Regions from separate parts of the Homo sapiens genome. Here all the other regions are linked to region 3. Evidence: chromatin loops called from intact Hi-C (ENCODE). Cell type or tissue: GM12878. All regions are shown on one strand. Each heading gives the region's core, and the rest is flanking DNA. Links, peaks and the distances in the headings are about the cores only. Region 1 has its middle 260 kb from the start of ARRDC3. Region 2 has its middle 120 kb from the start of ARRDC3. Region 3 has its middle 550 kb from the start of ARRDC3.

Region 1 (11,247 bases), core at 2,199-10,198, 290 kb before region 3:
TATCTGAGATTAATTAAGCATATTGTTTTCCAAAGTTCTTCAAGTTTGCATGCCACACTGTATTTTTGGTAAAATCATATAAGGTAATCCTTCAAGTGAGAACTCCTAATTTTTGGTCATTTCATAAGTTTTCTAGTTTATGTATCAATTTGGTATAGACTGTACAAGAGTATATATTTGAGATACTTGAGACATTCAACTTATTCCTATTTTAATTCATCTATACCCTGGCATTTCTGTAATATATCTTAAACAAAAATAGAATTTAAAAAACTAGAAGTCACTTCTGTTAAGAATTGGAGCACAAGAAGAAAGTCAATTAAATCATTTTTTTAAAAAAGTTAATGCCAAGTTACTTTTCTCTGAAAATATGTCTTCAATATTGTAGAGTTGAATTTGATTTAAAAATCATGCAGTTATTCTAATGAAGGTTTGATGTGGGTTTAATTTAATGACATCATTAAACTATATAGAATGTGTAGCTTTCATTACTGTCAGTTATTTTTTATTTAATTCAAATAAAAGCAACTTTGATTTCAAATTCCATATCATTATTCCTTTTTTAAGTCTTGTGAAAATTACAAATGACACATTCTTAATGAAAGTTTTGCTGAGCATCTACATTATAACCTTTACAAAGGATGATGTAAAAAATAAAAAGGCTTGGAATCTGATAAGACAAGGTGGACTTTTACATTCAAACGGTTCGGATTCTAATTCTGTTAGAGTGAATTGAGTTGACTCATAATTCTGCTTATGGATTGCAGACTTGTGCTTATGAGAGGCTTACTGTCAGATTGGGTTGCATCTGGCTGCCTTTTCAAGTTTCCTGAAAACAGCAGTATGAGCTTGTGATGTTCATTCTGTACCACCAGAGTGCGTGGGGTGGTCGTATGCTCAATCCATAACTGCTTCTTGAAGCACAGGGTAGAACACTTTTCCCCTTTTAATATTATAAAGACTAAAGTGCTTTTTAAGAAAGAAGATCTAAAATTTGAAACAAGACATGTAAGTAAAAGCTGTCCAAGGCAACTTTAAATTATGTGATTCACACTTACGCCAGATGCTGCTAGAGAAATTCCTTGGTTTCTCATTAACATGGAGCAGTCCCCTTAGACTTCACACATAGTGGCCACTCACAAGCACATACACATTCATGCAAATGTTAGGAACGATCAACTGCATGCTTCCAACTGTACAAGTTCCAACAGAAGAGATTTGAGAAAATTCATTTTAAGGAGATGAGCTGCCATTAAAAATTTGTCATTACTTTCCTCAATCTACTTGGCTAAAGCCTCAATATACTTGGAATGAATATCCTTAATGAACTTGGCTAATTGTTTTGTGATGTCATTTCTGAGTTTACTCAAAATCCATTTAGAAAAGCATTGCTTAGACATAGGTAAAATTCAGAATTTTCTTCCCAGGTGAAACTATAATGATAAAATGTTAATTTCTGTTTATAACTACTTTAGTACAGGGAATATTTAGATTTATAGAACCATGGCTTCAATCTTCACATGAAAATTTATATTCACATTTTAAACTTATATTTTATTTTTATTTTTCAATCATAAATAAATTATTCTCTGTTCCTTAGTTTATAGATTGATCTTCAGTTTTCCTTTTATTCGCTTGTCTATTCGCATGGTCATTTACTGGGTTTATACGTGGTCATTTTTTGAGTCCTATGAGTAGGCAGTTTTGATAGGACCTAACTCTTCAATTGCAGTTTAAAGTTAGGTCACATTTGGCTGGCTAGTGTTAAGTCCAGGATGTTTCTGTCCAGAAAGTATAGAGAGCTCTTTTTCTTTCTCTTTAGTAAACAAAAATCATAAAACAAACTGGACACTGAATTAGGTATGTCATAAATATGCATATTTCTATACTAAAAATGTTCTTTCTTTCTTCCATTTAACCAAAATCGATAATGTAAGGCAGCTCAAATCTTTATATTAGTTTGAATTTCTATCTTGTATCTATTTACCTATCTGTAATGTGTGTGTTTATAACCCACTTGCTTTTTTTCCTCCTTGGCTCTAAGGAGAAAACACTTTTGTATCAGTTAATAGGTGAAATAAAATCTACTTTTTTATAGTAAATATGCTGAACGCATAGCTTTTTGTGAGTGAAAGTTTAACATTCCATAATGTAGGAGAGACTGTGCTCTATGTTAAAGTTATTTTGCTTTGAAAGAGAATGTAATCACTGTGAGGGTAAGGATATCATGCAATTTCTTTTGTTATAGTCCTTGTATAGTCACAACTCTACTTATAACGGGTATTGAACCTTTGACAGAAATGCAAAATATATTCTGCCTTGCAACGCATACAATTTATAAAAACTCAAGCAGGATAATAAGTTATCCGAAGGAACTTTTGGAAAGGGAAATTTTAAAATTACAAAATTTAAAGTTGAAAGGTGTATTTGTATCTGGCATAATTCCCAAGTTGAAGTTCTTCTTTTCAAGCAATATTTACAAAAATATAATATTTTAAATCATCATCATCATCATTATCATCATCTCATCATCATCATCATCATCAATCTAAGAAATACCCAAATATACACATCACTGTGTAAGGGATAAATGGTTCCTCTTGAAGCTTTTTTTTTTCTTTTTTCACCTGAAGAAATGATATTGAAATGGATAAGACTTATGAAAGAACATACTGATGGACATAATGAAAGATGCTTCACAAAAACATGTCTCACATATATATTTGCATTAAAGTCAAGTGGGTTATGTTGGTAAAAGAATAGTATCGACTGTTAATATATTAGGCTTTAGGAAAATTTGGATTAATACCTCTTAAATAGTCAAGATTTCTGGAGGAGCAGTGTTTCAGGAAAAAAGGAAGGATTTCTAGATACAGGGAAAAAAACAGATTTCTAGATATTAGGGAGTTGAGAAATAGAATATAATGAAACTTTGCCTAAATAAATTCTTTCTTAGTAATTCAATTGTAAGAAAGATGAATTGCAGTTAATTTAGTATATAAAAAAATTTGAATGCATATATTATTTTCTTAGAATTACAATCACAGGAAGGACAATCTATCAAAAGATATTTTTTAAAAATCATAAATTTACAAAAAGATTCCATGACTTCAGCAAAATCTTTGGGAAATGCTCACTTTTCTCTCATGTCAATGAATCAATTGTTGAATTGCTGAATCAAGAGACACATCTCTATACTTAAAACATTTCAAATGGAAAGAATAGTACTGAAGTTTAACTTAAAGAAATCATCCTGTACTAAGCAAATAATTCTTCCTGATATCTTCCTAACATCGTTCAAATGTACTTTTGTAAATTATACTCTTCCTGGAACTATTAAAATAATCTACTAATTCTGATTCTAGTTACAGCTGTCACTTAATCTATTCCTGATAAATTGTCACACTTGTAACTTTGTTCTTTTTCTCAGTTTAAAATTGCACAATGTTAGTGAAATGTTTAGACAAGTAACCTTATGAAGGAAGAAGTGTAGGTTAAAATAAATGTAACATTATATAATTGTGTGTTGTCTCTGCAAATAGTTTAAAAATAAAAGAGAATAAAATTACTCATTTGACATTTCAAAGCATTGAAATAAGCCTTGATCATACCTATAGTTATCACGAACTCCCACGATCTACCTAGGAAAAAAATCTTTACCTAATAGTTGGAAATCATCATTAATAGTTAAACAGCTTTAGTTGCTTTTTTTTTGAAGCACTTTTTTCTCTCTTACATTTTTCTTTTCTGTTGAAACATAATTTTATGATTCTCATAATTAGTACACAGATCTACCAAGTTTAGAATATATGTTACATAAGATATGCTAAAACTGGGAAAACTGTTATGTATACAAATGCTATAAATATTTGCATACATGGAAAAGCCTTTATTTTCCCAAATATTTAAAACATTTGGATAACTGGCACATATGAATTAAAAAATTAGAATTTGGATCTAAATTTTTTAGTCTTCATACAGTTGATTTTCCTCCAATGTACATAGATCATATTTGGTTTTTCTTTGGCTGTCCTTTTGATTATAGTAGCACTGTATTATATATAATATTAATGTTTCATATATACCTAAAATATTCTGGGTCCTCTTCCTTCTGAACTGCAACAAGCAACTCAGAGATTTCTGAATATAATGTATAATGTGGCTTAAAAGCCTTAACACCTCCCTCTTCTTTGAGGTGGGTATTTATTAATGCGGTTTCACCTAGTGACAGTTGCATATCTATAGTGTCTGCATACCAGCATCAGCACTCCGCAGCTGTACCATGTGTGGTTTGCATTCAGAGAGAATTGGCCTCTGAGTGTCAGAGGGAATGTATTGAAAAGTGCCCTCCATATCCTTGTTGGTAGTGATAATAAATGAGGACCATAATTAAATGCAGTCAAAGAGTTAAAACTAGAAATCAAATACGTTTTAGTTTTCCTGTGATACAATACAATCACTATTACTGCTTAAAAATAATAATTTAAATTGTTTCCTCATTTGATTTATTATTCTCTATATAGAGGGATTCCTTTGTATATTTTTGAAAATCTGAAGAGAAAGTTGGAATAGAAACATCTGGATCACACCACAGAATTTTAGAAACTATAAGTGGATTATGTCAGAGAGTCTCAGGACAGAATAGTTAGCAAAGTCAGCATGTTTCATCCTACTGTTACTCCTGGTCAAAGGGATAAGCTGTAGGAGAGTCACAAATTTGATAGGTAAAAACACCCATTCAGAAATCATCCCTCTGGTGCTACTTCCTGGGTTCTTCATACTTTCACAGAGCAGCACTTCTTCATTTGAAATATAGTATAACACAAACATCTCATTAGGTCCCATTATTCCTGATGTATTTAGTTCTTCTGCATCATCAAATTGAGCTGGTTGTCATTTTCAATGTGTGAAAGTTAAACTGCCTCAGTAGAAAAGACACACACCCTGAAGTGGGTAGCAGGAAAGACTAAAAAAAAATACAGCCACATATTTTTCAGAAAACAAAATCATTCTGGAATGAGATATGAGTAATAATGACATGGAATAATGGTACTTTAGGAGTAAAATATGAATTGAGCCTAGTCAGGTAACAGAGGCGTTTAGCAAGCTTATTTGGAAGTTCAATATGACATTGCTGGTTGAGGATGATTTTTTTTTCTGAGGTTGATCTTGTTTATAGATCCATATTTTGATGAGATATGTTAGAAATACTGAATATTTTTATTTTGATGTATTTAAACAGTAGTAAAAGTTATTGATTTGTGGGTAATTTTACTAATGGAAGATTTCATAAATTAATGTAATATGCCCAACACTAGGAGACATTATTATAATTTAAGAATGCAGTACCATTTATTTTAATATTTCACTTCTGAAAATGAATGTTTTGTTATACTTTTCTAAAATTCTTTGGAGAAAAAGGTAATTTTTTTTGGCTTACAGTTTCATAGAGTATAATTTTTAAATTAAGTGTTTCTGTTTTGTTTTATCTGGTTACATACGTGATGATTTGTATAATCTCCCTCAATCTTACATTCTTACAATAATCGTGCAAAAATCCAAATTGGGTTAAAGACAGAAATTCCAAATTTTCTAATATGCTCACACTTGGTGCCATCCTGACATTAAAATATCTGACCAAAATTCCCATTCACTATACAATAAATTCATTCTCCCTCAAAGTATATTCTGAATGTAAAAATGAAAATAGACGTTTATATGCAGTCTGAGCTAGAAAAAGGTGCTGATACTGTAATTAATATTGTACCGTAATATCTTTTTAATCTATCATGCTGCCTTTTGCCCTTTATGTTATGTCAGAAAGGAGTGTAATGAATGAGTGTGTCTGTGAGTATCAGCTTGAATTTGGTGAAAACCGCAGCAACATGACATTTCATGTGATTAAGCCAGATATAGATTCAAGTGTATTAGCTTTCACACAATCGAATGTAAAACCAATGATGATAAAACTTCAAATATTTTTTAAATGATGATTTCCCGAATTTATTTTAAAGCTCAATTTGCATAAAGCCATTTTATTATATTTAAGAAATAACAGGATTCCCTGACTTTGTAATGTTTCCTAGAAAGGTAACTCACAACAGTAAAACATCAGAATATTCAGCATTTTAGGTGAAGAATGAAAGATTTATTACTAAGTCAGAAAAGAATTGGCGTAAATCTGACTTGAAACAGCTGTTTAGGGGATTAGTGGGAGTGTCTTTTCAAGTCCTGAGAAGAATAATTTTTCTTCCTTTTTTATACCAGAAGGGGGCAGTAGTGGTCCATTTTTAATAACAGCTAGCGTTTCTTTTGTTATATGACATTTGATAATAAATAAATATCACTTTCTATTTAATGTTGAGGCATTTGTACAAAAAATTAAGATTGTAAGTATCTATTGTTAGGTTAAAAGTTAAATAATTAAAAGTTTTTATGCAAATATAATCTTATGTCTCTTTTCATCTAAGCATGTAGCTCAAAATTAAGATGTCCTGCTGTAGCTAAACTAGAGCACCAGTTCTTATTGCTTAATGTTCATGCTAATAATGATAGTTATAGAATAGATTAATTCTATAACACACACACACACACACACAATTTCAGTGAACTATAGTTTAGTCTCTCACCACTCACCAAGCTGGAGTCAGCACCCACAATAAAAGTGCTTTACAATTTATATAGCTTGTCATATTAGTATTTATTTCCAATATTAATTGTGGCTTAAAATAAATTAATATAATACATTATCTCGTAATTTCCAGGTTGATTAAACGAGTGGTGCATATGCACACTTAATGGGATGGTTGCATTTTACATCTCTCCAGATCTCCATTAAAAGATAAGCTGCAAATACAGTGGTTATTCTGCTCATTGGCTGACATCTCTCTATGTCCAGATCATCTGCTTAGAACAAATGTGGCCGGACAATGCGGTATTCTAATTCCACAAATTGAGTAATTGAAGAATTTCAGAGATGCAACAAGGATGGAATTACTGTCCTCGTTCTAGGTTTAGAAGGCAGGCATGCAAGTACCTAGAGAAAGAGAACAGATGAAAGCTGGCAGCCTCTTCATTTACAGACAGCACAATTTTCTGAATTTAGCAAGACTCTTCTTTTCCCCCAGAACGCTCTATGTAAGTGTTAAGATGTTGAGACATGCATTATGTTTTACATTTTCGTTAAGTTTTGCAGAAAATCATATGGCTAAGTAGTACTTGTATTATAATGGAAAAAGGTGTGAGGAAAAACCCTCCAAAAATGAAATCCACTTGTCAGTTTGAATTTGACATGTTTTATTACATAGTAAAACCTGTCAGCTAAAATTTTAGAGATTTACACCTAAGTTGTGACTGAAAACAGGTAAATGTCCTTTCAAAACAGGTATTTTGAATACATAAATGAAAATTTTGGTAGTTGTGCGCATGTAGAGTTATCTATTTTGCTTGCAAAGTGAATTTAAAATTTTTAAGAAGTGTTTCTGGTATTTTAAAATAGCTAAGAATAACTTATGAGAATGAGAACTTAGGAAACCTGCTTTTTAACAAAAGTCTACAGGATTATATTTGAATTTTGCACAGACAGTCAACTCACAATGTCATTAGTACATATTAAAGAGCACACCTTTCCTAGATTTCATAATGCAATTTAAAATACTTATTTGATGATGAAAAAATTTTAAGAATATATTTATATTTGATTGATATTAATGATAAATAAAACATTATCCCCAACAGTTAAAATGTTGTATAGATATTAAAAGTAATTAATTCAACACGGAATTTTTTTCCATTAGAAGATTCAGTTTTTCCTTTAAAGCTGAAGGTATTGTGCTGAGATTCTGAAACTCTGCAGCTCAGTCTGGAATTATTTTTTTCTAGAAAAAATGTGGTGAGCAGAGGATTTTCTTGCTATATTAGGACCTCCCAAGTTTCTTTCGGATCTGTAATTTTAAAAGGTTGTCATTACTTTGCTTTCTCTTGCATCCTCAATGTGTGTGTGTGTGTGTGTATGAGAGAGAGAGACAGAAAGAGTGAGAGATGGGGAGGGGGAAGAGGGGAAAGAAGGACAAAAAAGGAAGGAAAAAAGGAAGAAAAGAAGCATAAAATAGGAAAGAAAGAAGGATAAGAGGAAGGAAAGAAAAAAGTGGGAATGTCAGAAGGAAGAAGAGAATAAAAGAGGAGAAAAATAATGTCTTGGAGAGGTCTATACACTTTGACGGATTGACATTGCTAGTTTTTTGGTTCTAGCTTAGGAACAGTGTGATCCTGGCAGCAGCTTTAAGATAGCACATCTCAACTTTCAGAACAACATGATTTAAAGAAACTGTGTGACTCAGAGGATAGTTTTGGCATTGAGTTTGTGAGAAAAGGAGACTTTGCTTTTGTATTGCTCTTCAAATATAAGAGAAAATTCTGTTTCTGCCAACATAGATAAAAAAGCTATCCAATTATTACAACGCCAGCTTTCTCTTTACAAATATCAAGTGTAATTAAAGCAAAGAGCTAAATATTATAGAGAAAATAAGATGGAAAATGTTGGCTGTTGGAAATTGGCTTGGTATGGGCTTTGTGGATGGATGGCATTTACTAAATTGTACCAACCCTGCTTTACGTTTTTAGACAGCATTAAAGGATGAATTGTTGATTTGCCTGTTCTTTAACATGTATCACCTGCTCGAATATTTTTCCCACCTGATAATTTTTCATCAGCCTCTTCTACAGCCAGGCGTATTTTGGCTGTGAATAGTTATAGACAAAAAGTTTTCTGTCTTATGTTATACATGTGTGTGCCTCTGTCTGTGTGTGTATGTGTGTAACCATTATTTCTTATAGGCCTATTCTATACTTTTCTGACCTTTACCTAAAGGACTGTGGCTAATCTGTGTGTGTGTGTGTGTTTTACTGGCATTTTGCTATTACTTAAATTTCTCTGTTTTCCTTTAATGCCTACCTAAATATTTTCTCATCTTACCCTTAAGCAAAATGTCAAATTCTTGGCAGACAAAACATTGCATTTTCTTGAATAAAAGGAAGGCAATATCCATTTCAGCACTTTGTCTATCTATTTAACTAGCACTGTGCATCTTTTAGGCCCTCTGTAAATACTGAGCATCCACCTGAAATATTACGTTAGCCAACAACAGCAGAGACTGTGTGTCTCTGTGTGTGTGTGTGTGTGTGTGTGTATGCTGATTAGCAGTTGTGATTATGTTTTCTTTTCTTACCATCTTCTAGATGGTGCCTCTACTTTTTTATACTTCTAAGTACCTAATAAGAAAGTGGAATTAGAGAGGAATTTGAAGATGCTACACTGTTGGCTTGAGGATGGAGGAAAGGACCCCCAGCCAGGGGATGAGGAGGCCTCTAGAAGCTGGACAAGGCCAAGAAACAGATTATTCTCAGAGTCTCCTGAGGGAATGCAACCCTGTGGACCCATTTTAGATTCTGAGCTCCAGAACGGTCATATGTTTGTGTTGCTTTAAGCCATCAGGTTTGCTGTAATTTGTTAGAACAGTGATAGGAAACACAGCCCTCTCTGACCTCTGCTTCTGTGCTTACATCTCTCTCTGACTCTGGCACTCCTGCCTCCCTCTTACAAGGATCTTCAGGACTACATGGCTCCCCCGAATCTCAGGTCATCCAGGATCATTCTCTATCTCAAGATCCTTAACTCAATCCCATCTGCAAAGTCCCTTTTGCCATATAAGGTACTATGTTCACAGGTTCCAGGGACTAGGACATGAGTGTTTTGGGGGACATTGGTCTGCCTACCACAGACACCTCCCAGGTTGTAAAACACATCAGCAGCAGATTCTCAAGCTTGGCTCTAGGAGCAGCACTAGAGCAACAGGAGGTCGCCACTAGTCTGAGGGACCCCAGGCCTACCCGCGGCTGCTGCAGAGCTCTGTACCTCAGCAGGTGTCCATGCTTGGAGGGGAGTTTGGCCACCTGCTCTATGAGACACAGTGCTCCAGATCACTGTGTAGGCTTCTCAGTTGTCTGCAAGAACCAACTAATGGATAGAGTTTTCTCCGGACAAAGTTTTAAATTTCATATTTCCTGAAATCTTTGAGGCTTGTTTTGCTGCTACTTCTTTTTGGCGAATGACAAAAAGAATGGTTTGTACTTAATAAACAGGAACTGAAGAAATTAAAAAAGAGCTGTGGTATGTGTGACATGATCCCTGTTCTTGCAAGGCATTTATATATCTAGCAATATCCTGAGTTATTCGGGCTTGGGGAGATGCTTGGAGTGCTGTACAGTGAATGTCAATGATATCTGGTGATGGAATCATTTGAGGCTTTCTTCTTTGTATTTTTCTTTTTGAGTATAGTTTAGAAAAAGCATGTATCTTTTGTAGAAACAATAAAATTATTATTTAAAAAATGGAATTATGCAATCACTGAAAATTGTGTCAAACTACATATATGTACTGAAATGAAAACTGTCTAAGTTACATAGATTGAATTAAAAAGAAAAAATGTCATGGACAGTATATGCAGTACAGTAGTCCCCCCTTATCCAAGGAGGATACATTCCAAGACCCCCTGTGGGTACCTAAAACTGTGGATAGTACCAACCCTATATATATTATGTTTTATGATCTGATAGATAACTGAGACCATCACATATATAGTCTATCAATGACCAAAATATTGTTATGGGGTGCATGACTCTACTTCCTCTTCCTCCATTTCTTATTACTCTGTGGTCATAAAATCAGATAAATCATGAATGATTCAACTAGATGTTATTTTACATCTATAGGAATTATATTGTTTTATCAGACAAAAAGGAATTGAGAATAAAATAGTAATAATAATTTATTAGAAAAACATGCTATTTTTACAGTTTTTAAAGTAAATATAATAATAATTAAATATGAACTTAATTTTTCAAGGTAATTTTATATAAATTTACATAACTAGAATTAAATATTTGCCTGTGTCTGAATATTAATACATAAGTCATAATATTCCTACAGTAGATGCTTAAGACATTATTTCCATTAAATGGGAATAAAAAGATGAATATGATTATTTTTAAAATGTATTAATACTAGGATGAAACCAAGTAATAACAACATATAATTATATTGATAGGGCTTACAGAGGTAGCAATAGATAGTTTATTTACAATTTTGTGCATAAGAACAAAATGAGGTTTTGGAAAATTGTCTTGGCCAACAATTTTTTGTTCACATGCTTTAAAATTTATTGTGTAAAACTAGCCATATTTGATTTC
Region 2 (11,247 bases), core at 2,034-10,033, 430 kb before region 3:
CCTAATCATCTGAGGAGCAATTCACTTGACAAAATGGTTTCACAGCTAAAAAAAAGTTTCAACTTCACTAATCTTAAACATTATGATTTATTTTCAGGAAACAGGAAGCTCTCTTTCTGAGATTTTAGCCAGTCTTGATATTACAGATTTACTTAGTCTTAGAGACTCAACAAGCCAGTTTGTGTTTGTGAGCTGTCTCAGCAGGGGTGGCATCTCATCTTAGGTAGGATAGTCAATCTCTATTCACGGAGAATTTCAAAGGGATTTCGTATTCTGTGGCTTTCTCCATGCCTGAAATTATTCCTCCAGTATCACTTCCTAAGATCCTAAGTAAATCATTTATCATTTTTTTTGTGATTTTAATTATATTTAGCATTATATTAGTGGTGCAGACTTGTTAAAAATAATGCGTTAGTTTTATATTGCTGCTGTAACAAATAACCACAAACTTAGTTGCTTAAAACAGTACAAGATTATTACTTTATAGTTCTGTAGGTCAGAAATCTGGGCTAAAATAAAAATGTTAGTAGATCTGCATTCTTTTCTGAAGAATATTTTATGGGATAATCCATTTACTTTCTGTTTTTCAGATTCTAGAGGATGTCTGTGTGCCTTTCTCCCCTTTCAAACGATAGGGAAGATATACTGAGTCCTGTCTTCAGCTAGGGGATGCCCTGGCCTCCTTCCTATCTTCAAAGCCTGCAAGAGTGGGCTGAGTCCTTCTCACTCCACCCTCTTCTTTTGTGTACCTTTTCCACTTGTAAGGACCCTTGTAATTGCATTGGATTCACCTGGATAACCCAGACTGATCTCCCTATTTTAAGGTCAGTTGATTAACAAACTTTTTGCTATGTAATTTAACATAGGTTCTAGGAATTAGGATGTGGTGGAAAGGTATTTTTGCACCAGTCGCAAATGACTTAGTTATCAGTTTCATTTTATTATCAGAAATCAACTCATTTTGTTATCAAAGTTATTTGCTATTCTTTGCTACTTCATTCAAAACTGGAATCCTGAGTAGTGCTCATTTGGACATAAAGCCCCATGGTTCTACCCACTTGCTTTGGTTGTACTATTGAGAGCAGAAACTTCAAATCCAGGATCTGTTGTCCTCTAGGGAGTCCTGTAATTCATTCTGCTTCTTCCTGGAGGAGTTGCAAAAGGGAGCCCCCACTGGGTGGAGCAATTAGAAAGTGGTTCCAGGACTCATGGTTTGGTGAGAAGATAAAGGATAGATTTCAGCACCACCCCAGCAGGGTACAACCTACACACAGCAGCCCTCCCACCTCACTTAGAGTTTCTATAGACTATGCCCCATGTTTTCAGCCTCTGCCTTAAACATTTATTTGCTCTAAGCTTCTAAAGGGTAACCTGTGTCTTATAAAGTCCCTTTACGGCTTATCTTAGTGCTGAGGACGGGGTAAACCCTCTGGACCCTGTCTTGCTGTGATCTACAAGTGACAATACAAAACCACACCCTCTTTTTAGACAAAATTTAGGCATTTAAAAATAATAGTTTATAGATTTCTAGCTATGTAAGATGATTTATTGAGTGATTAAAAGCAATCTTATTTATGATAAGTTAAAAAAATCAGGATTCATCTTCTATACATTTCTGCTCACAGTTAGAATCTGAATGTCCTGTCATCTGTGTAGGCTCAAGGAATTAGCTACTCAGAGAACCCAGAAATGGCCAGGAGCCCTTGGAAGAACAGTCTCTCTGTGACCCCATTAGCTTCGAGTCCCAGTTTCCCTGGAAAAAGTAGGGTGAGGTGTCTGACATTTTATTGAGATAAATTTTCTGGAATAGGGTTCACTCCAAGTAGAACTTCCCTGCTCTTAGGTTTATTAAGTTTCCTAGATATTTGGGGAAGGAATTCTAGATGTCTTGCGGTCATTTTCTCATTCTGCAAGTTCTGCTGAAATCCAGCATATCAAGGAACAGTTGGAAGCACAGTATGTCTAAGAGGGAGTTTTGAAAATACATAGAGGAATTTAGAAAGAAGTTTTAGGACACGAATTACAAACTTCAACTAGTTCCTAACTTTTTTGGGGCTGTTTTTGAATGAAAAGTTGTGATGGATTTCTAGTACAGTCATGCACTGCTTAGTGATGGGAATATATTTTGAGAAATGTGTCATTAGATGATTTCATCACACGCACTTTATACAATGTACTTACACAAACCTAGATGGTATAGCCTACTACACACCTAGGCTATGTGGGATAGCCTATTGCTCCTAGGCTACAAACCTGTACAGCATGTTATTGTACTGAATGCTGTAGGCAATTGTAATACAATGGTAAATATTTGTGGATCTAAACATAGAAAAGGTACAGTAAAAATACAGTATTATAATCTTTTGAGACCACTGTCATATCTTGTCTGTCATTGACTGAAGTGTCGTTGTGCAGCGCATGGCTCTAATTCCACAGGCATCTCAGGTCATACGAAATGTGTCATGTTATTAAACATTTCTCCATTTGTCATGGGACAATACTTAGCTCTCCGTGTAGGAATATTTACCATCCTGAAGGTTAAGGTCTTCAGGTTAGACCAGCCAACAGAATTCAGGAAAAAGTTTTTTTTTTTTGGGTGATAATAATAGACATCAAAGAACTTTTAGAGATGGGATCCTGAAATTGATCAACACTCTTTTGGAAACATGTGACAGAAACCTAATTCAAATTACCTTGAGCAGAAAGGAAACATGGTGGCTCTTGCAGCTCCACTAGTTCACATGCCTGAAGGAATTGTTGGGGAAACTAGGATGCTGAAAGGGTCTCAGTACCTCTGGACTCTCTCTTTCTATCTAGCTTTTATCATGCTGGTCTCTGATTGGCTTTGTTCTGCACACAAGCTTTTTTCAAATGATGCAGAAGATGCCTGCTGGTAGCACCAGAGACCTAGCTCCAGACTCAGCAGTCCCTGAGGAGTGGGAACTCCTTTCTACCAGTCCTGTTCTAAGGAAGAACTCTGGCCTTCCTCGTACCCTATGCCCAAATGCTTGGAGAAAAAAATTTCTCTTGCCATGGGTGTACTATGAGTTAAAAGTGCTGGCTTCATTTTCCTCGAGCTTGTTACTTAACCTCTTGCTGGAAAGGTCCCTGAGAAGAAGGTTACAATTCAGAGGAGCTGGCACTAGGGGAGGAGAGTGAGGTGTTCAGATGCAAAATATAAGGAGACATTGAACAATTCAGAAATCAAGATAAATTTTAACACAATATTTTAAAAAGTCAGGTTGGTCTCCTATGCCTTATGGATTGACTGCCTGTTTTGGTAAATAGTTTTTAGTGAAATGAGAGCTGAGATGAGGCCGAGGTGAGTAAGTCAGGGTCATACAAGGTAGGGTCAGATCCTGTCTTTGTTTAAAATTTGATATTTGGTTCAAGAGTCTTTAGGCAAGCAGAAAGTATAAGATGGAAGAGTGGTGGTGCTGATGTGACTTGTCAGGGTTTAGAAAGGCTAACTGGATGCGCTTCTTCTGCCTGAGTTGAGAGATAGATGCAAGGGTTAGGCAGATAAAAACTTTTTTCGTGAGAAAGTTTTTGGAGAAGGTGGTTTGGTAATAGTCCATTGTCCTTCCTCCTCTATACCTGCTACGTCTCCCCTGCCGCTAGCTATCACTTGGGATAGTGCCTCAGGTGATCCCATGAGTTCCATTTACCCAGATCCCTGGTTGGCACTGGTTCAGGGCAGACAGGAAAGAAAAACCCTTGATGTTCATTCCTTATAGTTTTTAATAAGTGAACACCACCCACTAATCAGATTAATCACTCCTAATTCATGTAAATAAAATGAGGCAAGAGGCTAGGGATGCTACCTGAAGGCATCTTTATATGGAAACGAGGGGTCAAGGAGAAGATTTTCCACTAATAATGACTGGAAAATGTCTATTCATTTACTGTCAGATGTTTGAAAACCATGGTTTCATCAAAGAAAATTGATCTGTGGGTTGAAGGTGGACTGAGAAGCTGCCATTTATACCCTTGCCTAAGGGAATGCCATACACCTGAACTTCACAACGTCCAAACTTCAAAATTATAAACAGCTGGTGTCTGCTGAGTACCTATTATATGAAACTGTTCAGTGCTGGACCCTGGGTCCTGCCCTAAAGCAGTGTAAAATCTAGTTGGAAGGGGTATTAGTGAAACAAGGCAGGTCATGTCAAGAACCAAATAGCTGCTCTAGGAACTGGAGAAAGGAGAAATGTAAGAGACATTATTATTAAGGCAGCCTTTCTTTCTGGGAGAGGATATACTTCAGCTGGGCCCAGAAGAAAGGGTATTCTAACCAAAGGGAGCAGCTTGGCTGTGTAAATTTACAAACTGAGTAAAGTTACACAGCTTGGCATATATGTTGAATATTTGGGAACTGGCAGGATATTTGTCTGCTTGTGAATTCAGTGGAAGAAAATTACCAAAGCAAACTACCAAACACATTAAACAATCTCTCCGGACCAAGCTCTGTGGTGCTTCTTATGCATCATCCAATTTAATCCCCCGAAAACTCTATGAGGTAAGGATTAGCTCCATTTCATCAGTAAGATAGCTAAAATTTATAGAGGTTAAACAATGTTTCCTGGTCACATAGATCACATTTAGGAGATAAGAATAAAATCTACGTCTATTTAAATTCAAATTTCATGATCTTAGCATCTGTAATATTGTGAAGCCAAGGAAAGAAAGGCTGGGCATGAAGAGGCTTAGGGACCTGTCCCCGGGTTTGTTCAGTTGCTCTGGAGGAAGAAGAAAGTAAAATGAGGTTGCTATTAAGCTGGTTTTGCGTGTGGTAAAGTATTTGCTCACATGCTGAACAACATTTTTTAAAAAAACAGTTTTTAGTTTTTTGAGACAGAGTCTGGCTCCGTCGCCCTGGCTGGAGTGCAGTGGCACGACCTCGGCTCACAGCAAACTCTGCCTCCCGGGTACAAGAGATTCTCCTGCCTCAGCCTCCCAAGTAGCTGGGACTACAGGCGCACCCCACCACATCCAGCTAATTTTTGTGTTTTTAGTAGAGATGGGGTTTTGCCATGTTGGCCAGGCTGATCTCCAACTCCTGACCTCGGGTGATCTGCCCGCCTCAGCTTCCTAAAGTGTTGGGATTACAGGCATAAGCCACCGCACCCAGCGTGAACGATTATTTTGAATCACCTATGTTATTAACTTATAGCATAAGGAATGGGTAAAGAACCTGAGTACAGCAAATACAAGACTTGATCTTGTATCTTTTCACCTTACGCAGGCAAGACAGAAAAGCCAGCAAATGGGTGTTAAACAGTATAAAAGCTAATCACCTAAGGACACACAGAGTGGTAGAAGCAATCAGGAAAGGTCTTCCCACACTTACATAGAGATGGAAGATCCTCATTGAAATAACATCATTTTTAATGGATCAATTTCTACTTTTATACTAAATAGGAACACATTCGCTAGTATAACCGTTTATCACCACTAGATGTCACTGTAAGACTAAAGTTAAATTGCTGCACCTCCTTCCCAGCCCTCTCTTTTCAGATTTTTTTTTTTTTTTCAGTGAAAAAGTGGATTAAGAAGAAGAGATGAAGAGATACATGATGATACTGGTGGTTGGGGGGAGTTAAAAAATGGAGTGCTTTTATCCTAAACAGATCTCTTATTCTACTGTGTTTCCTTTTGCAGAACATTATATCACTTGTAGAAAAATAAGGTAACTTCCAGTAAATCTATTTAGAGTTAATATTTTTAGTTTTGGATTAAGAATGTACTAATTCACTCAAAAGTAGCCACAGCTTTAGATCTAGACTTTAGTTGTCCATTTGTGATAGTATTTTAAATTGTAGTTTTAATAAAAAGAAAGCAGACATAAGACAGTGTCCTCTGACTACTGCCGTCTACATTTATGAGAACAGTATATCTTCATGGTGATAAGGTGTTGGTGAGATATTCTTCTGATTTTATGGTCTCACTGAGTGTAATAGAAGGAAGCTCAGCTATCTTTATGAATGCCATTTTATTCAAAGATATCTTGCTTTGTTAAAATCCACAGAATTTTATTGCCTAAATTATGTGATGAAGATTTCTCAAAAGGAAAAAAATCTTTTTCCTTCCTGTTATAGTCCTTACATTATTATGTAGATTTTACTGTGGATAAAATATTCTGAATTTTGGAATTCTGTTTTCACTTTTTGATATTTTAGAATGTTAATGTAACTTTACAACTATTTCCTTCATTCCAATGGTTTTGTCATGTTGTGTCTCTGTCCTGACCTGTGACTTCTTCACCTCCTTCCTTTTCCCGGATCCTCTCCGCTCTCCACAGCCCTGACTCCCTGATAAAGTCTTTCCATTGCAAGGAGCCTTTCCATTTTATCTATTGCTTGCATGCCTTGCTTTTTGCTTTTCCGTACTTTTTTAGCTCTTCTAAATTTAGTTTCTAATGAAGTCCTATACTTTTCTTACCAGCTTTTTTTTCCAGAATGGCCTCTATTAGCTCTTTATCTTTGATGACAATAAAGCTCTTTATCTTTGATAACAATAAAGAACATGAAAATAATAATGGCTTATTTCCCCCAGCCTCTCTTTCTCATAATGTTTGTGACCACATGGCACCAAGTAACTGGTTGAGAAACCAGTTTGGTTGACCAGTTACTAGTTTTTACTACTTCCTATCAAATACTTATTTGGGTTGGTGTTTATTCCTGGTGAAAAGACTGGATGTTTGGATTCATATGGACATAGCCTTTGTCTCATCCCATTTCTTACAGTTCCTCAGTTTTTTACTGTAACTACCCAATTTCATGCAATTATTTTCTGGTACCTGTAGGGGAGTGACCTGATCAGTCAGCCTGAAATTGTCTTCTTCCAGTTTGTTAGGAGGAGATAAGTTTCTAATGTTTCATCAATAATCAAATAACCTATATATGATATATAGGACAGAAGGGAAACAATAATCAAATACCAATTATGAAATACTCCATGGTTCCCATGGAATGTGGCTAAGAAACATGAAGAAAATAAGGCCCAGAGTATGCAAAAGAGAAATTGAGAAATTACAAAGTTAAGCCAAGTATTAGATCTACCTTAAACACCTAAGAGTAAAACAGACCAATTATCAATTTCTCTTTGAAAGGCTCCATCTGCTAGGAACTTCTGCTGATTTGCAGTGGAATTTAGGTCATAGCTACTCAAAGTGTTGTTTTGTGGACCAGCAGTGTCAGTATCACCAGGGGCCTTTTTAGAAATATAGAATCTCAGGTGCCATCTCAGACCCACTGAATCAGAACTGCAGTTTAGCAAGATCTCCAGGTGATTTTTATGCACATTACAGCTTGAGAAACACAGATTTAGGTCATTGTTAGAATTAGGACTACTTTATTTTCTTAGGGGTTCAAATGGTGGTTTTTTTCTTCTCCTCTTCCCCCCTCTCTTAAAACATTTGGGAAATATTCTCAAAGCAATAAGTCTCAATTTTTTTTAGCCAACAGAAAACAGTAAGAACCCTGCTTTACATTTTTCCAAATCCAAATGGAAACAATGGATTTGGAAATGAAAGAGAAGCAATGAAAGAGAAGGTATAAAATAGTTCCAATGGTTTGAGTAGTAATATATTACTTGATCTCTGTTCTGTATTAGACTTTGTCCCCAGTGAAACAATTATACAGAAAAACTCCACTAACTTTGTATTCTTTAATTTTCTGTTGTCGCCCTGTCTCTTTCAGCCATGAAATGACTTCTTTTTTTCTTTTCATCAGTCTCTGTCTCCCATGCCTCACCTCCCTGGCCCATGTTCCAGCTGGCAACAGTTTATGAAGCATGTTGCAGTGTTAATACCTTGTTAAGGCTATTTTAGCTGTTGGGTCTTTCAGAGGTCAATGTCAGGACTGTTTTACTTTGAACCCTTGATGGGCAGGGTAAAGCTGGGGACATGTCGAACTTCTACCTTCTCACACTGCAGGAAGCCTTACAGCTGTAGGCATCTCTTCCCATGATGCAGTATTGCTGCAGGCCGTGTAAGCAATTAGAAGTATTCTGCTTCTAGTCAAATAATGAGGGGGGAGTTTTAAGACTTATTTAAAATTATTAGTGAAGTAGACATGGAATCATTAGGTTTCTTTTATATTTTAAAATTCAGTGCAGCCCAATATAGGTGTTAAAGACTGGATACATTTTATATCCTTTATTTCTAACAGGTGTCAAACATTGTTGAGTTTATAACAAAGAAAAGAAAATGAAACATTTTCCTCCAGTTTTATTATACTAGCATATTGTTTGACATCATTAGGATGTTTTAGTTTGGCAGTTGATTTTTCAGATTTTAAAAATAACATTTTAAGCATTTTTTTTTTGTTTAAATGCAGGGTGATTTATTGAAACCATGTTTTGGTTGTTTTGTTCAAGAAACATACATCATTCAGGTCTCTAACTATGAGGAGAGGAAGCAGGGATAAAACATATTGGTGGCACAAATCTAATATAATCCAGTTTTATTCCAATTGCCGTGCACCTAATCTCTTTTTATTCCTCCACAAAAATATATGCTGTATAAAGCATACTTTTTTTCACACTCTTTTTTTGGTTAATTTAAACAGGGAACTTGAGTGGTCAATTTTTCCTCTTGCTTGTAAGGTTAACTATAGGCCAGAACTGTTTGTTTCTTTAATATTGACTTTGACTGCTGTTGACATTTTTTAAGGTCTATTTCTTTTAATAGTACATAGTTTAAGGAGAAAAATCAAGACTAATTAGTTGTTAATGAGAAACGTGTATAATGAGAAACAAATGTAACATTAATGTCATGTACAATGTATGTCTGTGTGGTTTAAGAGGTAGGAACACAACCATTATTCAAAATTAAGGAATAAAATCATCGTAATAATTACTAGCAGATGTGTTGTAACTTGTATTGCAAGTCAAAGTTTCTTTGTCAGAACAACGTGGTGTAATATTTGATAGTATGCAGTTGATATGATTTTTGAAGGCTTTACATATTTTTTTTTACCATTTTTTAAAAATCCATCTGCCTGGCATCTTAGGAGATTGAAAGAGATTTAGGCTAATATTTTCTTTTCCTTGCAACGTTATTATTCCCTTATCAGCACAGAGATATTTGTTGATACACTCTGACGTCAGATGGGGATGTGGCAGCCTCTTACTCGGCCAGGTTGCTGTTCTCTCATGGTCTAAGGAGCATCTTGTATGCTGCCCAAATACAAGTTTACAAATTGTATGTTTTCCACTGGAGACTGTTGAATTCCACTCAGTAGCTGGAATACAATGATCATATGACCTCCTGGATTCCTGGCATAGAGATGGACTCACTAGTTCTCAGCCTCATGTGCACAGATCCTGTACCACTGAGCAACATCTTGGGGTCAAGCAATAACAGAGTTCACTTCAGGGAACTCTGAATGGAGGCCACTCTGAAACATTGACCTTTTAGAATTACGGATGAGCAGGACTAAATGCCTGAGCTAAGGGTGTTGAGGATATGGGGTTGAGGGCAAGGAAGGGAAGACAGACAGTGAAACTTAATCCGAGCAGGTGTGAGGTTAAATACTTGGGCTGTTGAATGGTGTGAACCTTAGAAGATGACAGTGATAAAACCATTTTCTGCTCATCTGTGCATCCATCCATCCATTATTCAGCAAATATTTATCATATATATATGTGTTGGAGCAAAAGTTACAGCAAAGAGTAAAACATAGGAAGTTTCTTTTCTCATGAAACTTATGTTCTAGTGGTTAATAATATCTGACATTATTGAGGCTCACTATATTCTAAGCACTCTTCTAACTACATATAATATCTCATTTAATTCTTATAACAATCCTTGTAGATTGTTCTAATTAAAACAGTAATAAGAAACCTCTGTTTCAGATATGACATCACTGATGGTAAAAATGAAAATAACACATTCTTACAGAACACATACTTATACAAAAATATTTTTGATTATTTTCAACCAAATACACATTTAAACTACTGAGTTATTTAGATATCAGCATAAGTGTAAGAACACCTTTCTATCACACACACACACACACACACACACACACACACACACACACACACATATTTAAGTAAGAGGGAGAAAACCCTCTAATATGATATTGAAATTAACCCTGATAAAACAAATGTGTAGGGAAAAGCAATCATTGGAGTATGTGTGGGAGGGTGTTTTACATTTATGTTAGAGCCAGTTACTAATTTGTTCCTAGTAAAGGATACTTTTAAGTATGGATACATGCACCATTTGCGTCAGAATCAGCAGGAGTGCTTGCTAAAACTGCCAGTTTGGAGGCATCTCCCTAAGCACAGTGTACCAGAATGACCAGAGGCAAGTCTCAAGAATCTGCATTTCCCACCAAATCCCTAGGTGATTCTTAATCACACTAACGTTTGAGACCCACGGATGTAGAATGTTATTTCACAGTCTCATATCTCAGATGGTCTCTATTTGAAATTCTTGAAGAGTTATGTTGTCAGCTGGTGAACATCTGTCTAGAATTCTAATACAAGCAATAATAGCGCATAATAACATACAATATCCATTAATGTTGAACAGGGTGTCTGTTCCCTGGCATTATGAAACCTAGAATATTGCTTTTCTTTCTATGTGTGTTATGAACTAGTAGCATAAATCTCAATTTTTGTCTTACTGCATTTCTGATGGCTGTTCTTCCATTTATCATATTCAATGCTTTAGTTCCTTTGCTTCCTGCTATTTTATCATGTCCCTGATCTTCTCTCCAAACTAATTTTTAAAACTTATTTTGAAAATAATTGTTTTTTAGAAGGGTAAGGATAAGTAAATATGTTTTGTCTATGATCAGGCCAGGATCACTAAGTTATTAGATACATATTTTTTTCTTTTTATTGGTCAAGGTGAGAAGTTGAACTTCAGTAACAAACAATTCCAATATCTCAGTGGCTTAACATACACACAGAGTTTATTTTTCCTTTGTGCTACAAGTCTAACATGGGTGTGTGGGGCTTTGTTTTAAATAGCCTTGAAGGAATATAGGCTATAGGAGACTCTGCTTCCTATGAATGCACTGTCTGAAGCACATGGCCTCTTTGACTAGGGCAGGGATGGAGCCTCACACATAGGCTTTTAAATGTTTTGGGCAGGAAGAAGCACATACCATTTTTTCTCTTAGACCGTACTAATTGGTCATGGGTCTTTACCTAATAAAAAGGAGGCAGGAAAATGTGGGGAAGCACATGTATATTTGGTAGGCCGTTAACACTTGCCGTATTTTTGGT
Region 3 (11,247 bases), core at 1,822-9,821:
GATCTAGGGAGTTACAAATTATTAACTTTTAAAGTATTTATTGGAGCAATGGACAAATCAGCCAACAATTACAATTTAATTTGAGTGCTATAAATACTATTATTACTATTAACAATAATACCAGCTAAAAACAGACAAATAGGATTACATCAAACTAAAAACTTCTGCACAGTAAAAGAAACAGCCAACAGAGTGAAAAGACAACTTATGGAATCGAAAAATGAATTTGTAAACCATACCTCTGATAAGGGGTTAACATTCAGAATATTTAAAACACTCAAACAATACAATTATAAGAAAACAAGTAATCTGATTTTAAAAATGGCCAAGGAAACGAAATAGACACTTTTAAAAAAGATATACAAGTGGTCAACAGGTAGATTAAAAGAATGCTCAACATCACTAATTATCAGAAATTGCAAATCAAAACCACAAGAAGATACAACCTCACACCTGTAAGAATGACTATTATTAAACAGCAAAAGTTAACAAGTGTTGGCGAGGATGTGGAGAAACAGGATCCCTTGTACACCACTGATGAGAATGTAAATTAGTACATCCGTTATGGAAAACAGTATGGAGGTTCTTCAAAAACTTAAAAATAGAACTACCATATGATCCAGCAATCCCACTTCTAGATATATGTCCAAAGGATATGAAATCAGTATGTTGGAGAGATAGCAGCACTCTTATGTTCATTGCAGTATTATTCACAATAGCCAAGATATGGAATCAACCTGTATCTATCAGTGGATGAAAAGATAAATAAAATGTGGTACATATACATAATAGAATACCATTCAGCCTTAAAAAAAAAAAGAAAATCCTGTCATTTGCAACAACATGGATGAACCTGGAGGACAATATGTTAAGTGAAATAAGCCAGGCACAGGAAAATAAATGCTGCATGATCTTACTTATATGTGGAGTGTAAAAACGTCAAACTCCTAGAAACAAAGAGTAAAATGGTAGTTACCAATGGGAGGGGGTGGTGGTGAGGGGTTGGGAGATGTTGATCAAAAGATATATTAATAATTTCAGTTAAATAAAAAAATTTCAAGAGATCTATTGTCCCTTATGGTGAATATAGATAATAACAATGTATTGTATAACTTAAAAATTACTGAGTAGATTTTAAGTGTTTTCATCCCCCAAAAATAAGTATGTGAGGTAATGCATATGTTAATTAGCTTGATTCTGTCACTCCAAAATGTGTATGTATACATTAAAACATATGTTGTACACTATAAATACAGACAATTTTTGTCAACTAAAAATAATAGTACCAGCTAATAGTAGTAGAACACTTGCTGTATGCTGGACTCTGTTCTAAGTATTTCGCATGTATTAATTAAGTTAATAATATAACACTGGCTGCTTCTGTAATGCAACAAGTCAATTGCTGTCTGATCCCTATGACACCAAAGAAGTTAGTGATTGTTCAGAGTCATAAAACATAAATAATTCCTGGCCAATTCAAAGAAGCATTGAAGAAATAGTCTAAATAAAGGGAATAGCATTTGTAAATGCGTGGATGCATGGACCGTCCATTGAACTACAGATAATTTAGTATATTTGGAGCATTGGGAATATGAAATAGTGGTAGGAGGAAAGGATGAAAAAATTCAGCAATTGTATCTTGAGGAACTAATATTTTATGCTGATGAAGTTGGAGTAGACAGAAAGTGAAGGGAAACTATTTAACAATTTAAAGCATGGTATTTACATAATCAGAATATTGTATTTTAGAACGACTATTCCAGTGGTCATTCCAGTTGGTATAGAGAATGAATTAGGAAGGAAAAGTTAGAGTTAGAGAGTTAAGAGACTATTGTAATAGTAAAAGCAGGAGCTAATAGCCTGGACATAAAGCGGTAGAGAGGGGATGGAGACAGTCAATAAAGTCCATAGATATTAAGAAGTAAAATAGAGGCCAGGCATGGTGGCTCATGCCTTTAGTTCCAGCTCCCTTCTGGAGGTTGAGGCAGTAGGATGGCATAAGCCCAAAAGGTCAAGGCTGCAGTGAGCTGTGATCATACCACTGCACTCCAGCCTGGGTGGCAGAGCAAGGTCCTGTTTCAAAAAACTAAGAAAAAAAAGTAAAATAGAAAAGGAATGCTAATCAATTTTGTGGTGAGAAATTCTGATGGTTGATTTTATGTGTCCCCTTGTCTAGGTTAAGGTACCGAGATATTTGGTCAAACATTATGTTAGATGTTTCTGTTAAGGTAGTTCTTAGGTGAGATTAAAATTTAAATCAACAGATTTTTAGTAGAGCAGATTACCCTGCTTACATTATGAGGTTACTTAGGTTGCATAATGTGGATGGGCATCATCCAATGAACTGAGGGCCTTAATAGAAAAAGACTGACCTCCCTGGAAGAAGAGGGAATACTGCCAGCAAGCCTTTGAACCTGAATTGCAATGCTTCCCCGGGTCTCCAGCCTGCTGGCCTACTCTGAAGACTTTGGACTTGTCAGGATTTCCCAATCATGTGAGCAAATTCCTTAAAATAAATCTTTCTCTTTATATATTCTGTTGGTCCTGTTTCTCTGGAGAAGCTTGACTAACATGGAGGGTAATTGAAAAGGAAGAGTCTAGGATTATGCCTGCAATGGATAGTTGTCGGGGCCATTCACAGGCATTGGAAACACAAAAGGAAAGATGGGAGGATATAAAGAATTTAGTAAATCAGATGTCTGACCCACATACAAATGGAGAGGATTAGTGGAAATTTTATAAGGCTAAAAGTCAAGCAAGAAATCTGGGATAGATATTCCACTCTGGGAGAGGGGTTCTGTATTTGGAAAAAACCCATTCAAGAAAAACAGCAGCATAAAGATAAGAATAGAAACCTGGGATAAAGTAAGAGAATGAGGAGACTAGCAAAAACCTTTTAGGGTTGAAAATAAAAAACTGGGACAGAGTAGAATCACAGAAGTCAAGAGAAAGAGAATTTTAAGAAAGGATGAGTCAAATGCTACCAGACTACATAATTTTGAAATTAGAAGGAAATCAGTGCCCTTGGGATGAAGAGTTTTCAAGACCTATAGATTTAAGATCGACAAAAGCCAAACAGCACTTACTACAGTAGTGTTCAGAAAAGCAAGACACATTTTTATCTATCTCATAGCCAGATTTGTAATGAAATTAGGAAGGATATTTTCACTTAGCATACACATATTGATTTGATGTGCAGCACAACTTTGAGGCTGAGAGAGTTCAGGAAACTCACCATCTTCCCTTGTGACAAAATGGCATATCCAGAATTTGAACTTGTGTTCAGTGCTCCATAAGAGAGTCATAATACATTTATTTGCTGTAAAAAAGCAAGACAAGTAGCCACATATAGCAATAGCTGAGAAGGGAAGAGAAAGAGACACAGGGAAACAAATAGGAATAAATAATCTTACACACAAACTTGCACTTATTTATAAGAAAAGAAACAATATAAAGTATCTTAGACTGGGAAGAGAAGTTGTTAGCTGGCCACATGGAAAATACAACAGAAGGATTTCCACAGTGGTCATTATTCGGGAAAATGCCTAAGTATAAGATGAATGATTGTTTGGGAAATATTGGTTTATTAAGAATCTGTGCCTTTAGGTGACTCAGAGAAGGAAATTCAAATTTCTCAAGTGGGGCTTCAGAATTCTGCATCAGTACTACTTTGAGTTATTTAAAATAATTATTCGGCTGCAAGTCAGAACTTTTGACTCTAAATATGTGGGAATGAAGATCTGCTTTAAAAAACTCATATATAGGAGTTATTTATATTTTATATGTAGACACTCAAATAAAGCATCAGTGCGTTTAAGGGAGGATGAATGAGTATAAATGCACTCTACATGTTCTAGAAATTAGATGCATTAAAATGCATGTCAGCATTTCTCTAATAAATAAAAAAATTAAAAGTATGTGTTTATATAATTGTATTTTTTCAATTCTGTTCTACACCTATTGTTTTTATAATAAATTCCCACCTAAATCTGAAAGAGTGGTAGAATTTTCTAATTCTTTTGAAAATCAGCTGTAAACTTCTTCTAGAGTACTTATATTGTAACAAAGTTCAAGAGTTGGCTACAATAATTTTTAGCCTCTACAATTTTGCAGGTTACCATTCATTAGCAAAGGTAGGAAAAGATATTGTCCAAAATTTAACAACAAAGAAATTATACCAATCAAGTATCCTTTAAAATATTATATAATTTATGTATTTGATATGCTTGTTTGCTTATTAATAATTTACAGAGTAGTAAATCAAAAATGAGATCTTAAGCATTTAGAAAAAGAACGTATGAGACAAAATAATGGGTGCCTACAAAAACAAACTCTAATGCTTTTATATTCTTAATGAAAAATATTGCTTGTAGGTATTAACATATAAATGCCTGTTCTCCACACCCAAGTTCACATTGTCAACACAATTATCTAGTAGGTATATGCATTATTTCAACATACTTTTAGAGAATATAAATTCTCCAGTTTTAAAAATTCAATTATCTTAGATATTAACCGACTTATATGTAAATATAGTTGAATGACTTTTGCTGCTCAGGTTTTTAATTATTTTTGTTATTTTATTAAATTATTATTTTAAATTATTTTATTTAAATTATTTTATTAAATTATTAAAATAATTTTTGTTATTTTATTTCACTAAATAATGTAAACTAAATAAATGATATAAGCTACAGATATGCTTAATCTCTACTTCCATTAATAATTTTACTTTTATATCTATCCCAGCATTATTAGACCTCTCCATACTAGTAGAACGGTTAGTTAAGACAATCCAGAAAGGAGAAAGAAAACACAAATGCATGAACTTTAAACTTTTTTAATTGAGTATTTTGTATTAAATGAATATTTTGTAATTTTACAGGATGTTTTCCTGTAAAATTAAATATGTAAGCCAAAACCCAAATTATTTCTTCATGCGTTTTTTTTTTTTTTTGCTCAACCTCTAACAGTTATTCCAATAATTTATTCCTTCTGAGGTAAAAACTTCTGTATTTTGGGAAGTCAGCTAAATTAAGTAACTATGTTTGTGTGTGACTGTGTGTGTAATTTCAATTATAAATTTACAGATTATATGACTTCTATGTGAATATAGATGAAGTTCCTCATATATCATTGTATTCAGCTCATATTGTTTAAATTTAACAAAATTTAACCCTGAATACTTGTTTTTGTAATTATACTTCAATCTGTGCACAGCATTTCTTGCCATAGAAAAATTATAGGCTTCTAGGTTGTGAGAGTGGATCATTGATTACAAGCAACAAGATGGAAAAATGAGTGGAAGTAATTAATTTTACAGATAATTGTGAAGTAATTTATTTCAACAAGCACTTTGTTTTCTTTAAAACTGCTATATAATGCAGCAGATTTAGTAATTTATTGCTTCATATTAATAACAACCACTATTTTCAATACAAACACTTCAGAAAATTGCCCTTATTGGAGAAAACAGACATTGCATTTTATTTCCCAATAGCTTTCTAAGTGACAATAGGAAAGACACACCATTACATACCATTTCCTAACGCTAAAAATCATAAAGCAAAAATGTTTTTTCTTTCAGGCCTACACGGAAAACATAAAACTTTCCTTTTAAAATAAGAATCTCATGACCAGTCCTTTAGTCTTCAAATGACCAGGTGTTTTATGACAAAGATTTCCAAAGGTTCTTAGTTTTCAAATTTCTATCAATTTCCTCTTAATATAAAACTCATGCTATCTTTGATTTTTTTCTCGCAGAAATCCCAAATACTTGGATATTCTCTTCTCTTTGAATATATTTCATAACTGTTGTTATGGTAAATCCAAATTTACTTTGCTTAATCTAGTTATCTATCCATAAAAGTCTTCCAAGTATTCAGTTCTAAAAACAGCCTTTTATTTTTCTTCTCCACTGACTCATATTTTAAGCAAATTGCCTATTACTCATGCTTTGAAGAGAATGTTTTTAGTTTGCTACTTTACTTTTTCCTTAGGGGAAAAGAAACATTTTTCATGTTCTAAATTCTTAATTTAAATTAAGACTTTTTGGGGGTGGGGTGGGGGACTTGTTTATATTGACCATTTCACTCCATGTGTTTCAGGGTTTCACAGAAAAGCCATAGCAACTAGGGGACTCTAGTATACATACTGCCACTTAGCCAATGGTTTAGAAATTTTCACAAGATTAGATTTAAAGGAAATATTAATATATTGAGTTTCATTAAATTTCTTCAACACAATGTGATACTGTCACATAAAATTTGAAACTTATGTAACTTTTAAAAAAAGTTACCCTTTTGTGAGTTTTTGGAGTTGTGCTTTTAGATAAAATTGAATAAAATCACACAAGGAGCAAACTTAATGCTATTGTAATGCCTCTAGAGGGCAGTATTAAATTATTTGAGATTATAACTTAGACTTTTTCTCAAGCAAGTCACTCAATATTTGAAGAGGTGACAATGAAAATGGAAGAGGGTAATGTTCTTTTTGTAATCTTATTCATGGATGCAAATGGCTGTGAAATCCAAGTCCTCACACTTGAATCAACAAGTGTTGTGGGAAGAGGATTTTTTTAATTGAGCTTCTTATCTGCTCTCCTGAGAAAGAGCTTATTTTCTCCCACTACTAAGGTCTCTGGACTTTTATTGGCACACTCAAACTACATGATGCTTAGAGAGTGAAAGCAAGTACCTGTTTTCCAATAAGGACTCTTTCCCTGCAGACCACTGTAAGAGCCACACTTTTGGTCGGATCACATTATGTTCACATTTGTGATTTGAATTGCGGATTTTGAAATATTCAAATATATTAATTGTTTCAATAATCTTCCAAATTGTATCAGCTGCAAGTATAATTTTTATCCTATGAGGACTCTTTTTCTCACTACATAGAGATGTAACATTTTTCAGATGGTTTCTTAGCTCTCCAATACAATAAAAAGAACACGTAAATATAGGGGATAATGAAATCCTTACTAACAGGTGTCAGTTAACTTTAGCCCTTTTCTCGCAGAAACCACGCTTCATCCCTGAAGTACGAGAGACTCCTGAGACAAGGGTGAATTATTTGCCCTGTTCAAATAGATAACTATAATTTACAGTTTTTCATTTCAGTTATTTTCTTTGTAGATGTATCTTTCCAAAGTTATAAAGTCAATTTGATTTTTCCTGAATAATCATGTTACACCCTGAGGTGATGAAAGAAGATTCGAGAACCCAGCTGCTTTCCTGTATTCAAAACTGGTTGAAAGCACGAAGGTTTATTCTTCTTCTTGTTTATATAAAAGGTAGGATCAGCGTGACTGCTTTACTCATTCTTTTGACATTCTCTTTGGGAGTGTAGAATATATTTTCTTTTATACAATATGCTTCCAAACTGAATACAGAATCTGAAGGATGGTTTTACATTTCTTCCAATAATTTTTGTGAAAGAAATATTAAATATGCCCTTTAAATTTGTAGCAGCCATGCTTAATTTAAAACTAAGTACATAGGAATTGTTGATTTTGGAAAAAAAACTTATTTGTTAAGATAGCTTATATACTTTATCTTCTTAGTACTCTATTTGTACAATATTGTAAATATTTTATGAAACCTTACAGTATCTATGTGAGAGGTATAAAGCATTATTCCTGCTTTTAAATGGAAAACATTGAATTCTAGAGTCGAAAGTGACTTCTGTAAGGTTACATATAGATCAACATTGGCATGCATAAGAAAAAAGTTTTCTAATTTCTGTTGAAAACGTCTTATTTGAAATAAATCCTTTCTGCATCAGAAAACAGCCATCCTCTAAAAGTAAAGGAAAAAAAGCTATTTGTTTCCAACTTTCTCTTAACACCTGGAGTCTCCTCAGAAGGCAGATCTCCACTCCTCGAGTGCTACACCCTTGTCTGCCCCTCTTGCCAGCCAGTGGTACAGAATATACCAAACTGCAGATATTTCTGCTGTAAATGCACTGATAGTTTTGCTTCAGAGTGCAGCCACTGTGGACATAAGAGAATGATCGGTCAATAAACTCAGGGGTCTTCTGATATTTTTAATACACTTGGATACAATTGGCATTAGCATTCCAGGAAAGTCCCTGATTTGGAACGTATCACTAATATCTCCCACTGGCCCCTGTGGCATAAGGGATACCGTGATGTACGTTGTTTCAAACATTGGACATTCACACCTGGTGGGAGTACCCTGGATTTATCAGTGGTTCTGCTCCTCGCATACGCCTGTACATACACTAGTTTGTGAAACTCTTGGAGGCCGCATGGCTTGTGATACACGTGGAGGTCCAGCAAACTCAAAGAACTCCGTTCTCCAAACTCAAAGAACTCCATACAATCACTGTAACCATTTACTGGCCAATCTCTTAACCTGTTTTTCAACCCCTAGATTCTCTCTTTCTACCCTAATACATCCCACCTTCTGCCTCTGCTGTTCAAAATGTGTCCAGACGCAGCATCCCAAGCCCCCTATAATCTCATCCCTTCTACTTAATATTCAGGTAAATATCCGTTTCTCATGCAATATCTACCATCAAAACAAATCGAGTCATGGGTATGCCAAAAACTTCCAACACTCTTTGTTCAACCCAACCCTTGCTTCAGAGTTCTAGACTTGAATATATCCAGTAGTCCCTTTGCATCAGTATTTAGATGCGCCATAGAAAAACTGACCTCATCCGGAATGTAATTCATCATCTCCATACACAAACCTATTTTTCTTCCTGTGCTTCCAATCACAGTGAAGAGCATCACAATTCAGCAGTTGCCCAAACCTGGAACTGCTGCTTTCTTCATCCGTAACTTCTGATTATTCCTGAAATCCTAAATATCTCTTGAATCCTTTCACTTTTCTCATCTTTCTGAGTCTGGCTCACCATCATCTCTTGAAATGACTCAGAAACAGAAAGCCACAAACTGCACGTTCTCACTTACAAATAGGAGCTAAGCAATGGGTACACATGGACATACAGTGTGTAATCATAGACCCTGGAGACACCAACAGGTGGGAGGGTGGCAAGGGGGTGAGGAATGAACTACTACCTGTTGGGCACAATGTAGATGATTTAGTGTATACTGCTTAGGGTACACTAAAAGCCCAGACTTCACCACTGCATAATATCCATGTAATACAGCTGCACTTGTACCCCCTCAATCTATTTTAAAAAATTAGAAAAATAAAAATAAATAAATAATAAAATACTACAGCATTTCTCATAATGGAATCAAAATAACTAAAACAAAATTTCTTCACTTGAAACTCAAATGATTCATTTTTCTTTCAGGGTGAAGTCCATATCAATTATATGGTTTTCAAGATCCTGCATTATCTATGGTTTATTCAACCAACCACAATCTTGGCTTTCCTAAGATTGGCACCAATCATGAAAAAAATCCATTTTTCCCTACAGGAAAACAATTCTTACCTCGATTTCTAAATGTGAGGGAATTCATGGCTCTGAATTGTGGTAATCAAGTATTCTCAATTTGTTACAGACAGTTGCCTTATCTTATATTAATATTTCCAAATATTCATTCAGACACTTCTCCATGTGGATCACTTCTCTCAAGCACATACTATTCTAAACAGCCAACTTGCTGTTTAACTCTTCCTCAAGCATCAGGCTTTAGCTTAGGTACAAATTTTTATAGGATGCCTACCCTACAAGGTAGGTATGTGGGGTCCTACCTGCGTGTGCACATAGCATCCTGCATTTCCTCCATCGAATGGTTATTATATCTTGATTTCCTATTCACTTAATTGTATTGTCTACTAGACTCTTAGCTCCATGAGGGCAGGGGCTCTTTCTCTCTTGTTCACACATCTGTACTCAGTTCTGGATAGTGCTTAGAACCATTAGATGCTCAATTAACATTAGTTAAGTGAATTAATGTAGCAAATATATGTTAGAGTTCTAAGCCTTATGTCATATTGTTCCTTTTTTGGGAAAGCCCACATTTTTGTTTATATTTTTGTATTAAATATTATTTATTTACAAATAATCTCAAATATACAGAAAAGTTGAAAGAACAGTGTAAAGAATTTCTTTTCCTGAACTATTTGAGACTACATTGCCAAATTGTTGCCTCATGATCCCTTAATCTCTTTGGGCTGCTGTAACAAAATACCTTAGACTGAGAAATTTACAAACACAGAAATTAATTGCTCAAAATTCTGAAGCCTGGGAAGTTCCAGATTAGGTGCAGCTCTTTCAGTGTCTGGTGAGGGTCCATTCCTCATAGAAAGTGCCTTCTATGCGTCCTCCTATGGTGGAAGGGCAAGGAGACTCCTCCTCCAAGTTTCTTTTAGAAGGGCATTAATTCCATTCCTGAGGGCTTCACTCTCATGACCTAATCATCTTTTAAATGATGATTTTAACCCTGCCTCTTAATATCATCCCAGGGTGGCTTAGGTTTCAGTAAATGAATTCACAGGGTGGGGAGGGGACACAAAAATATTCAGACCATAGTAACTCATAATACTTTTAACATGTGTTTTCTAAATGTTTTCTAAAACACATGGACATTCGCCTATATAACCAACATGGAACCACTGAAATTAGAAAATACAAGATAAGTGACTACTAATTTTCAGACCCTTTTCAATTCTTGTCAAATGTACCAATACATCCTGATCCATACATGGAAATGGCAGGTCTGTTGGATGGAAGAAATGAATTAACCAATCCCTGAGCTACCTTAACTCATGACTTTTTCTAACATACATAATACATTTTTATATTGTTAGAGCCATTTTGAATTGACTTTTTAAATATTTGCAAATAAAGGCAATCTCATTGTTAAATAATATTTAAACAGTTGTATGTTGTTATTTTATGCATTTTGGTCGTGTATCTCCATTTAAAATTTTAAATCCTGAAACATATGGACCATAATTAAGAATCATTTTCCAGCCGGGCGCGGTGGCTCATGCCTGTAATCCCAGCACTTTGGGAGGCCGAGGCGGGCGGATCACGAGGTCAGGAGATTGAGACCATCCTGGCTAACACGGAGAAACCTCGTCTCTACTAAAAAAAAAATACAAAAAATTAGCTGGGTGTGGTGGCAGGTGCCTGTAGTCCCAGCTACTCGGGAGGCCGAGGCCGGAGAATGGCGTGAACCCGGGAGGCCGAGCTTGCTGTGAGCTGAGATTGCACCACTGCACTCCAGCCTGGGCGACAGAGTGAGACTCCGTCTCAAAAAAAAAAATAAAAAAGAATTATTTTCCATATTTCCCAGCATCA

The links. A loop is a pair of places that touch in the nucleus more often than their neighbours do. Peaks named below come from ENCODE experiments on the same cell type or tissue, not always from the same donor. Only the 100,000 strongest peaks of a DNase experiment are listed, where the experiment ranks them.
Region 1: it touches region 3 in a loop (4-fold over the local background); 8 of 110 quality-filtered maps call a loop at or near these places.
Region 2: a loop joins it to region 3, with 2.7 times the contacts of the local background. A loop is called at or near these places in 8 of 110 quality-filtered maps.

Annotation. Positions count from the first base shown.
Region 1 is chr5:91,635,679-91,646,925 of GRCh38, forward strand. No RefSeq gene overlaps it. Among named protein-coding and RNA genes, the nearest start is that of ARRDC3, 260 kb to the left of the region's middle. In GM12878, for the core only: a CTCF peak has its summit at 6,276 (motif pointing right); no DNase peak of the experiment used is centred there.
Region 2 is chr5:91,494,674-91,505,920 of GRCh38, forward strand. No RefSeq gene overlaps it. Among named protein-coding and RNA genes, the nearest start is that of ARRDC3, 120 kb to the left of the region's middle. In GM12878, for the core only: a CTCF peak has its summit at 5,446 (motif pointing right); no DNase peak of the experiment used is centred there.
Region 3 is chr5:91,923,036-91,934,282 of GRCh38, forward strand. No RefSeq gene overlaps it. Among named protein-coding and RNA genes, the nearest start is that of ARRDC3, 550 kb to the left of the region's middle. In GM12878, for the core only: no CTCF peak of the experiment used is centred there; a DNase peak (open chromatin) is centred at 6,429.